Linked DNA regions of Homo sapiens: region 1 is linked to region 2. Evidence: chromatin contacts called from ENCODE Hi-C data. All regions are on one chromosome and are shown on one strand. Each heading gives the region's core, a stretch centred on a gene start or an enhancer-like site at or near the end of the contact. The rest is flanking DNA. Distances are from core to core; before and after follow the strand shown.

Region 1 (4,717 bases), core at 89-2,588, 710 kb after region 2:
GGGAGTTAAGGTCAGGGCTTACATTTTTGAACGATCAAGCTCATAGGAAAGCAAGAATAAGGACAAGAGTAGGCTCGTGGATCCCCCAGCTCCTGGCTGGAAGGAATGAGCCCTAGTGAAAAGCTAGGATGGTAAGGATGTGACCTGTGCAGGTGGACTCAGATATGAAGGAAGGGAAATTAAGGGAGTTCATGCCAGATGAAGAAAGCAAAGATTGGGAGGTCAGCTGGGGAATGAGACAGGGCAAAGCTCAAAGACCTTGGGGAAAGTGGCAAGGCTTGATTAAGTGTTGCTCTTGCCTGACCCTGCCTCTGAATTTTAGTTCCCATGATGGATCCCTCTTCCTGCTTCTTCTCTCTCTGCCTCCTGCCAGATTTCCATAAGCTCACGCCCCACTGGCCTGCTTCTCTTCTCCTCCCCTGCAGCCCCGATGGGCCTTCTAGCTGCTGCTGACAAATGTGCCTTCCTACAACATCTACCATGATGGACCAGCTCTGCCTCTCTCTGGCATCTGAGCTACCTCCCATCCCCAGATCCTGGGGACTCTCCTATTGTCTCCTAAGTGATCTCTCCCTCTCCAACCCACCTCTCATCTTTCTAAAACCCTGCTTTGCATTTTGCAACTCCCACCTTCTCAACACTCAAGATCCTACATGGGCTCTTTCTTGCCAGATGAGGCAGTTCAGCTGTGGGCTGAAGACTGGCCACAGGCCTATTTAATTGGGCCTGCATGGTCTTTTAACAAAAAATGAAACTGATTGTCTTTACACAGGGCATGATCTGTCTAGTTAGCCACAGGCACCACCCCTCCCTATTTCCTTATATCCACTCCAGACCCAATTCATATACCCATGTTATCTGCCTAGTCTCTCTTAGATATCTGACAATGAAGTCCACAGGACCCTAGGATCCAAGGCCTTCCAGTCTCTGGCTCCCTTATGTCTCTCAAACCAGATTGTCATTACTATTCAAACTCCTTATTCCAGAAATCAGTCTGCCCAGTCTCCCCTTTCTACCCACGGCCCTGGCATGGCCTCCCTAGACATATGTATACCTGTCTCCCACCCTGCCTTTCCTCCTATCTGCAATGCCTTCCCCTTTCCTCTCCACCTGTTACACTGAAATCAGGCTTATATTCTACCTTCTCAAAGAGGCCTCCATGGACCATCCAAGCCCACAGCATTTTTTCAGCCTAGGCCCCCTCATTCAGCCCTTATGTATATTTCTTTGTGCCTTCAGTTATCTTTTTTGAGTACATTTCTCATTTCCTCAAATAAGCCTGGAAATAGGGTTCTCTATTAGTCACACACAGGAAAAGCCACACAGAACAGGTCTGCCTCCATGTCATCTATCTCTCATGTGACACAACCGTTGACTCATAAATCTTGGTCATTTCCTGACAACCATAAACCACTAGAGCAAGCACAGATTCACAGTGCCTTCAGGGTAGAGGCCATGTCTCATAGTTAGTACACTGCCTAAAACCTAGCAAGGTAGTCAATAAATGTTTATGATGAGAAAATATAAAATGCAGAAAAAAACATAAAGAATAAAATAGGTTCACCACTGAGCAGTAAATTCTCTGACTTGATGAAAACAACGCCTGTTGTGATTCACTGTCACTCAGGCATCCAAGGACAGGTATATTTTGCCAAGGCAAGAAGTTGGGACCCACTAGAAGAAGCAGGAACTAGAAGGTCCAGAGCTGCAGCCACAATGCTGCAGTAATTTACAAAGTGAACTTGGTCAAATCTCTCAACAGTATTGATTCTTTGAGGTAATGGGATCTTTCCGCCACATACTCTGCAGAGTTAACAACAATCTGGTGGTGAGGGAGAGCAGGTGGCTGGGCTGGAGGGACAACTGTCAGTGCAGGAGGGAAGATGACTCCTGCCAATAACTCTTGGTTCCCTTACCCCTTATCCCAGCTTCTGTGTTGATCCCTAGGTCCACGACAGGGCATAATTCCAGCAAACACCCTTTACTCCCAGTTCCCACCCAACATGTTTGCCATAGATACACAATGAACATAGTAGTCCCCAGCTGAAATTTTCGAAGTACAATGTTAACATGGAATTTGATAAAATTCTACCATTGGCCAGCACACACCATACTATTCCAGATGTTGAATTAGCCCAGTGATATGACGCCTGAGTCACAGACGATGACCACATTTCTCCTTTGGCAGAAATCAAAGCCCTAAGAGAGGGTGTTCCTGAGTTCTGGAACATGAAACCTTCCAGGAGGCTGGGTGTTGGCAGGAGGGTTGGATGTAGTTGGGTACTGGAACCTCTCCCTATACCTTCTTTTCAAAGAGGTCAAATTTGAGAAATGTTTCTCCACCTTGCACTCAGAAAATATTCAATAATTGTTTGTTTCAGCTTAAGAGGAAGGTTTCAGTTTTCTAAAAAGAAGAAAAGCCAGAAGTTCTGAAGAAGGGGGCATGAGAGGGGAATAAAAGAAGCTGAGTGCATTTGGTGTAATGGAACTGAAGGGGTCTGGACCAGAGGAAATGGAAGAAGTAAGAGGGCAGGGCAGTGGTTACATTGGAAACAAGAACACTGATTTGGGAAAAGCACTTCTAAACTGACTGCCAAGGGAGGTGTCTGAAACAGTGGCGTGGGGGGAAAAGAAAGAACCAAGAGCCAGACTTGAGGTAACAAATGGCTACATATGGCAGAGACAGAAGAAAGAAGACAGACTCCTGGAAATGTGGTGTTGGAAGAGGTGTCAAGATGGCATTTGAACAAGTGGGATGGAGTGCCATATGAGGGATTTTCTTTTTTAATTTGAAGCTGTCTTCCTTCCAGCATCAGACACTGAGGTCATCTCAGTCCCCACGTTCCCCGTCAGAACAGGAAGGGATGTGTCAAACAGCAGCGTAGGGGCAGCAACTGAGTGGCAACTGCATTTTTGCACCCACCGATTGACGGCCTGCCCTGAAAACAATGCCTCCCTCCCATAGGCCTCTGTAGCAATGCCATGAAGCACACAGGAAAATCATCTGTGACAAAGGTGCTCCTGGGACTAGCCATTTCAAGACAAAAGTACGAACACCCCCGGACTCAATGTACTGAGTACTGGTGCCTGGATGGCTTGACTCTGAAAAGAATCACCCTCCTTCTGATATGACTCTCTGCACAGCAACAAGAGAGCCCCTGTGTGCCAACAATCTGTTCATTTCACTCAGCATTTCTTAAGGCAAAGCTTTAACTGTTTTCTTTTTTTCTATTTTAACAGATATTTGATTACTAAGGCATGCAGGCAGTAAACATTGAAAGCAGGCTTCTGTGTTGCAGAAGCAACTACAAGGCCACAGAAGCTGAAAACAAATGTTTCAGAATTCCTCACGAACTTAGGCACATGTACTTTTTTTTTCTCTCTCTCTCTTTTTTAATGGAGTAAGGACAGTTCATCGATGAAGCTTATGAATAATACCAAAAGGCCTGTGTTTTGGTCCCAACTCTTTTCAGTCACAGGGCAAACTTTCCAATCCTAGCAAAGGTGATAATAGCAGCTGACGAACTAGCTACTCTCGAAGGATTTGTTAGCAAGAGGGGGACAGTTTCTTATGAGGACCATCCTATAATAGAGCTCTATACACAAGATGTTGGTGCTGTATCACAGGACTCTTGTCAAGCTAATGCTTTGTGGCCAGGGTCTCATTTATAATGTTTTATTCATAAATGTTGCAAAAGTGAAATGAATTATTAATGGAAAGATCATCTGTCAGAGACAGGAATCATTAACAGAATTTCGTAGGGGAGAGGGTGGTTTATAGGGACTAGCAATGTAAGCACAGAGCTTTTCAGTTCTGTGGTGACCATGTGTTCAGACTGTCCTGGGTCTCCAGTAACAGAGCTGGTACCATTTGCCATCTGTCAAGGCAGCCTCTGCAAAGCACACCCGGTCAGCTTCCTCTTGGCTACTTGTCCATTTTATAAAATCTGCCATCATGATGGCACCAACAGTAGGCTTCTAGTCCCTGTGTCCAGGTTACTTGGTGATAGAACTGGACATAAAAGGGCATTCTGCTTGAATACAGGGCATGGCTCTTTAGAATCAAACTAAGGTCTAAGAGTAGCTAATATTTACTTAGTACTTACTATGTACCAAACATTATGCTAGGTGCTTTATGTGTATTAACTCATTGAATCCTCAACACCTCACCATGCCAAAGATACTATTATCCCTTTCTTACAGATGAAAAAACTAAGGCACAGACAGGTGAGATGAATTGCTCAAGGTCACACAACTTGGAATTGACAAAGCTAGGATTTAAATCCAGTTCCCCCCGCCGACTCCAAAGCCCCTATTCTTACCAATGATTTTAATAAGCATAAAGTTTGAAGAGTATAGAGCTGTCATTTTCCAGGAGATGTTTTCATAGCTGTCACTAGCATGCTGCAAAACATTTGGATCAAGGGCGAGCTAAATGTTGAAAGAGCATGTGACTTTACAGAAATGAACTTTATAGAAACCAAGGGAGATACAAGTTATAAACTTCATGACTTGGGTCCAATCGTTCCAGCCCCCTCACTTCCAAGAGACTATTAACTGACTCTGAAAAGTAGAGTATGGAGCCAGTCTCCTGGGGTTGGAATCTCAGCTCTGCTACTAACCTTGAGCAAGACATTGAACCTTTTCGGGCCTCAGTTTCCTCATCTGGTAATAACAGAACTTCCCTCAAGGGTTGTCATGAATGCTAAATGAAATA
Region 2 (4,806 bases), core at 1,109-3,608:
AAAATGTAATTCAAAGAATGAATAAAATTTAGTAACAAATAGAAAAAAGGAGAAGTTCAATGATAACAGTTCTATTACTCTTGTCTCTATATATGAGCAACTTGGTGCTTCTTGGATTATCTATAAATATGGTCCCATCATAAATAAAATTCAAACATTTTCAAGTATTCGGTGATTCTACTTAGACCTTTAAATTGTTAAAAATGAGTGAATACTTTTTTCTTTTAACATGTTTATTGAGTATGTAATACATGCATTTCATTTATGAATTCAAGTAACTCACAATTTAGGGTCATATAAATTCATAAACAGTACCTTTTAACATAATATTATGAGGTCAGTGAAAACAAAGCAGCAAAGTTTGTTTTCCTAGGAAGTATGTGGCAGACTTCACTGAAGAGGTGACATTTGAACTAAGCCTTGAAGATGATTAGAATTTCCTTCAGTAGAGCAAATCAAGGGAATTCAGTAATTTTATCCACTTCTTCCCTTACAGAATCAGTCCATGCTCTGTAGATATTTGTTGAAGACTACAGACATTTAATAAGTGTCTGTTTTGTGTAAGGCACTACCAGATGTTAAGAAACAAATTATTGTTATGCACACATAATATTTATACATAAAGCTACAAATTTAAGAATTTTGTCATATAGATGCTGTTGCATATTTGTTTAGATTGATAAAAATTTTATTACACAAAACAAAGTATACAGAAATGAGCTGTTACATGGCAAAATTCATTGGTCAGTGTTTTGTTAACTGTTATTCACACATAATATTTATACATAAAGCTATAAATTTAAGTTTATCTTATAGATACTGTTACATACTTGTTTAGATTGATATGAATTCCATTACACAAAGTATACACAAATGAACTGTTAAATGGCAAAATTCACTAATCAGTGTTTTCTTATTGGCCTTTTATGTAGTCCTAATTTGATTACATTATTGTTCCTATTTATTTTACTTATCAGTATTGTTTCTATTTTTTATGTTTGTCAAACAGTTGGCAGTAAATCTGAAGTAAGATTTTTTTAGATAGATTGTTTTAGATAGACCTTTTTCTTTCTTTCCTTTCCTTCCCTTCCCTCCCCTCCCCTCTGCTTCCAAAGAGAACCACGGAAATTTCTTATCCTTTAGTGTCAAAAAAACAAGTACTCAAAATTTTTGTTAAATGCCACAGGTTACTTTCTTTCCTGAAAATTGACAAGGCAAGTTTTACTTACTTTTAATCAAAAGAGATGTTTTGGCCAGGCGCGGTGGCTCACACTTGTAATCCCAGCACTTTGGGAGGCCAAGGCGGGCGTATCGCTTGAGGCCAGGAGTTTGAGACAACTCCTGACCTGGCCAACATGGAGAAACCCCATCTCTACTGAAAATACAAAAATTAGCCGGGCATGGTGGTGCGCGCCTATAATCCCAGCTACTCGGATGTCTGAGGGGCGAGAATCGCTTGAACCTAGGAGCGGAGGTCGCAGTGAGCAGAGGTCGCACCACTGCACTCCAATCTGGGAGACAGAGTGAAACAACGTTTAAAAAAAAATAGAGAGGTGTTTCTAAGTGAGATCACTAAATCAGGGGTTTAGGTAAGTAGTAGTCTTCAGTGGTAAGGTTTTAAAATTAACATGTCTCAGCCAACTAGAAGGAACTTTTTTCTCTCAATTGAAATTTCTTGCTATGGTGGATTTTATATAATTTAAATCTTGTATTTTGTTCTTTTCAAATTTTAGAATGTTTTAAAATGTACCCCTGGTAATAGACATATGTCAGCAGATTATAAGTTTGATAAGCAATACTGACATACTAAGTGTATGTAGTTCCTGTATGTATTAGGCCTAAATCAATGAATTAGAAACATTCAATTTTTTAAAGTGCTATTTCACATTGTTTTATTTATACGTGTTATAAATTTGTTTTGCAAGAGTTTTTTCATACCCATTTCATACTAGTTTTTTTTTATGAAAAGTTAGCTGCTTATAAGGATTCATAAAATCTGTATATTAGTTGATTTCCTAGAAAAAATACAACCTGTCTTTAGCATGTTGTGTTTGGAGGACAGCTTGGCCTTCAGTTGTTTGCATAGACTTGTCATACATGTTTAACTAGTTTTCTTTTTAAAGAATGTTTAGCCTACTATATATATAAAGCTTTATATTTAATGCTCTCATTAGCCTATATATTAATATTAAAACACCCAAACATAAAGCCTTTTAGGCAGATATTGCAAGTTTTTAAAATCCTCAACTCTAGCTGAAAAGTGTTTTGCTAAGAAAAGCTCAGTAATGTGCTGTTTTATATTAACAGGAAACAGAACAGCAGTAGTGGTTTGAATACCCTGCAAACAGGAAGTTTGACACATGCATAGCTCTTAGCTTCTGTGTAAGAAGTTGTGAGCTCCTTCTGGAAACATTTGCAGTTACATTAAGTAAAGTGTAAATGCACATGAATGGCAGCTTATAGAGAACCACCTTGTAACCAGTATACAGGTACAACTACAGCTCTTCAGAAATTGGAAGGTTTTGCTAGCCGGTTATTTCATAGACACTCTAAAGGTACTGCACATGATCAGAAAACAGCTCTGGAAAATGACAGCCTTCATTTCTCTGAACATACTGCCTTATGGGACAGATCAAGTAAGTTTTGTTTTTTAAATGATACATTATAACTAGCAACTAAAATGGTAATTGGAGTTTTACAATCAAACATAAAGAACCCTCTTTTGTTTGTTGTTTTCTGATTTTCACAAGGACATTTTGCAAGATGAAGTTGAAAGAATTCCATAAAAACTTGATTATAAGTTGAGCTGAATCATTCAGCTTTCATCATTGTATGGTTTTATTTTTGACTAAGTTCAATATCAGTGACAAGATTTTCTATAAAATTCTTACATCATTTCTAATGTACTTTTTTTTGTTGTTCTTACATAAAAATGAAATACTTAAGTTTCAGAAACAACCATCTGTTTACTTCTTAAAATGTCTTGTATTTATAAGCTTTAAACTTTGAAAGGGGCAACAAGACTCTTGAATTTATAATTACATTTCTATTGTGTTTGCCATGGTTTTATTTTTAAATGCATGTGAGAAAGTTATTTCAGTTTTACAAACAGGAATTTCTAAAATAAAACATAATTATTCTATCTAAATTCTTACACTTATAACATTATGGATATCAAAAACTTTATAATTATATTTTATGTTATTTATACATATGACTCAAATGCAGGAAAAGTTGGTTATGCATGAATCACATTCTTTCAGGCATGTTAAAATGTTTGAACTTGCAGCTTTGCTAAAATGGTGCTGGGGAACCATTTTTGGTGCCATACACTCTAAAAGATAAATTGCACATATAAACAATACTAGTGCCGCCATTCTACATCTCACCTTGGACCCTCCTCAAGGTATTTCTGTGACTCCAATTAGAGGAACAATAGAATTACCCTTGAAACTTTTGCCCTCTTTGGTGTGTTTGTTTGATCATCAAATAGCACTAGCGTTTGACTCTTTCTGTTTATGTATTTGGTAGCAGTTAAGGAAGAAAACTCAGCTTAACAACCACAACAGCAAAATCAAGAATGGCTTACAAAATTTACTCCTAGGTTTATACAGCACCTTGACAGTGTTATAGAAGCTTATTTGAATTAATTTTTTACTAAATCAGAAATTTTTTTACATTCTTCAAACTATTTTTGGGAGATTGAGGAAGAACATGTATTTGTGCATTTTTTCCACTTAAAAGGTTTTGGGTTATTTATAGTCTTTACTGTATAGCAAGTTGATGGATGAGGAATATGAATATATATCTTCAAGTTAATGAACTGTTGAATATTAAAATAGTGGTATAATATTAAACTTTACCATGTAACAAAAGCTTGTTAATTATTGTCCTTGCCCTATTCTTTTAAATTGCAGTCTTTTAAATCCTTTTGGAAATTATTTTTATGCATTTCAAGTATGTTTTAATTTAAAGTTAAATGAGGAATTAAGACAGAATTGAATTAATTTCTGTTTCATTAATACCTGCTCTTCATATAGTGGGTGTTTAGTAAAAGTGTCTCAAATAAATGAATGTTAGGGGTTTTTAATAATTAAAAGTTATGTTTGAACTAGACTTTCACCACTTTTTAAATGTATGGGATCTGTGATGCTTTCTAAAACATATTTTAAAATCTAGTAATGGAAAATAGTATCATGAGCCATGATTTCTATTGGATAAAATGCTGTTTTGTTTTTTTTTTATTGTGAAGTCAAAACAAATAGGATTCTTGTACACAAATAAAATTAGGAGCAAACCATGTAGCGCTGCAAATAATATGCATGATGTAAGAAATACTTAAAGAGTAACTGAATGTTCATTAATTAAGCATTCCTCTACTTGACTCTCCTTTTTATATCCCTGAATACCATAATAGAGATAATAATTTTATGTCTAAGGATGAGTATGGTAGCATGAAGCTATAATTTCCTATTATGAAATGTATTATTGTAGAGGAGAAAACACTGATAGAGCTGAAATAGAGGAATCCGATCATTTCAAAATTCCAAGGTTTATTTTTGTGGTGAAAACACAATTTTTATTTATTTGGCGAATGAGTTATAGAAGGAGTTCTGACTGTACAAAGTTTCATATGAACCACATTCTTCAAAGCTACTTAAAGCAGTTTACTTGCATGACTCATTTGACAAGGGAATGTAATGTCTCCTGATGATAAACACTGAATATGTTTGTTCCTAAAGTGTTTTTATAATGAAATAAACTAAGCATAGAAACTACATCAATTTACAAAAAAAATTCATAAAC

Evidence for each region. A loop is a pair of places that touch in the nucleus more often than their neighbours do. Pooled maps may share reads with other maps.
Region 1: a loop to region 2 is called in a pooled map, with 6 times the contacts of the local background. The contact joins the enhancer-like site here to the promoter of PRKACB in region 2. A Hi-C loop is called at or near these places in 1 of 168 maps with a recorded cell type or tissue (naive thymus-derived CD4-positive, alpha-beta T cell), 3 of 37 single-sample maps with no recorded cell type and 12 of 50 pooled maps.

The regions. Positions count from the first base shown.
Region 1 is chr1:84,853,178-84,857,894 of GRCh38, forward strand. All of the region lies in intron 2 of LPAR3 (lysophosphatidic acid receptor 3), which reads right to left. Among named protein-coding and RNA genes, the nearest start is that of LPAR3, 38 kb to the right of the region's middle. RefSeq lists an enhancer at 1,246-1,495. Within about 2 kb of position 1,339, at least 6 of the 41 ENCODE cell types and tissues checked have a DNase peak (open chromatin) inside an H3K27ac peak, as active enhancers do.
Region 2 is chr1:84,141,913-84,146,718 of GRCh38, forward strand. It overlaps PRKACB (protein kinase cAMP-activated catalytic subunit beta), which reads left to right and starts at 2,359. Exons shown (of 10, transcript NM_182948.4): 1 at 2,359-2,636. The coding sequence starts at 2,450. RefSeq lists a silencer at 2,378-2,427.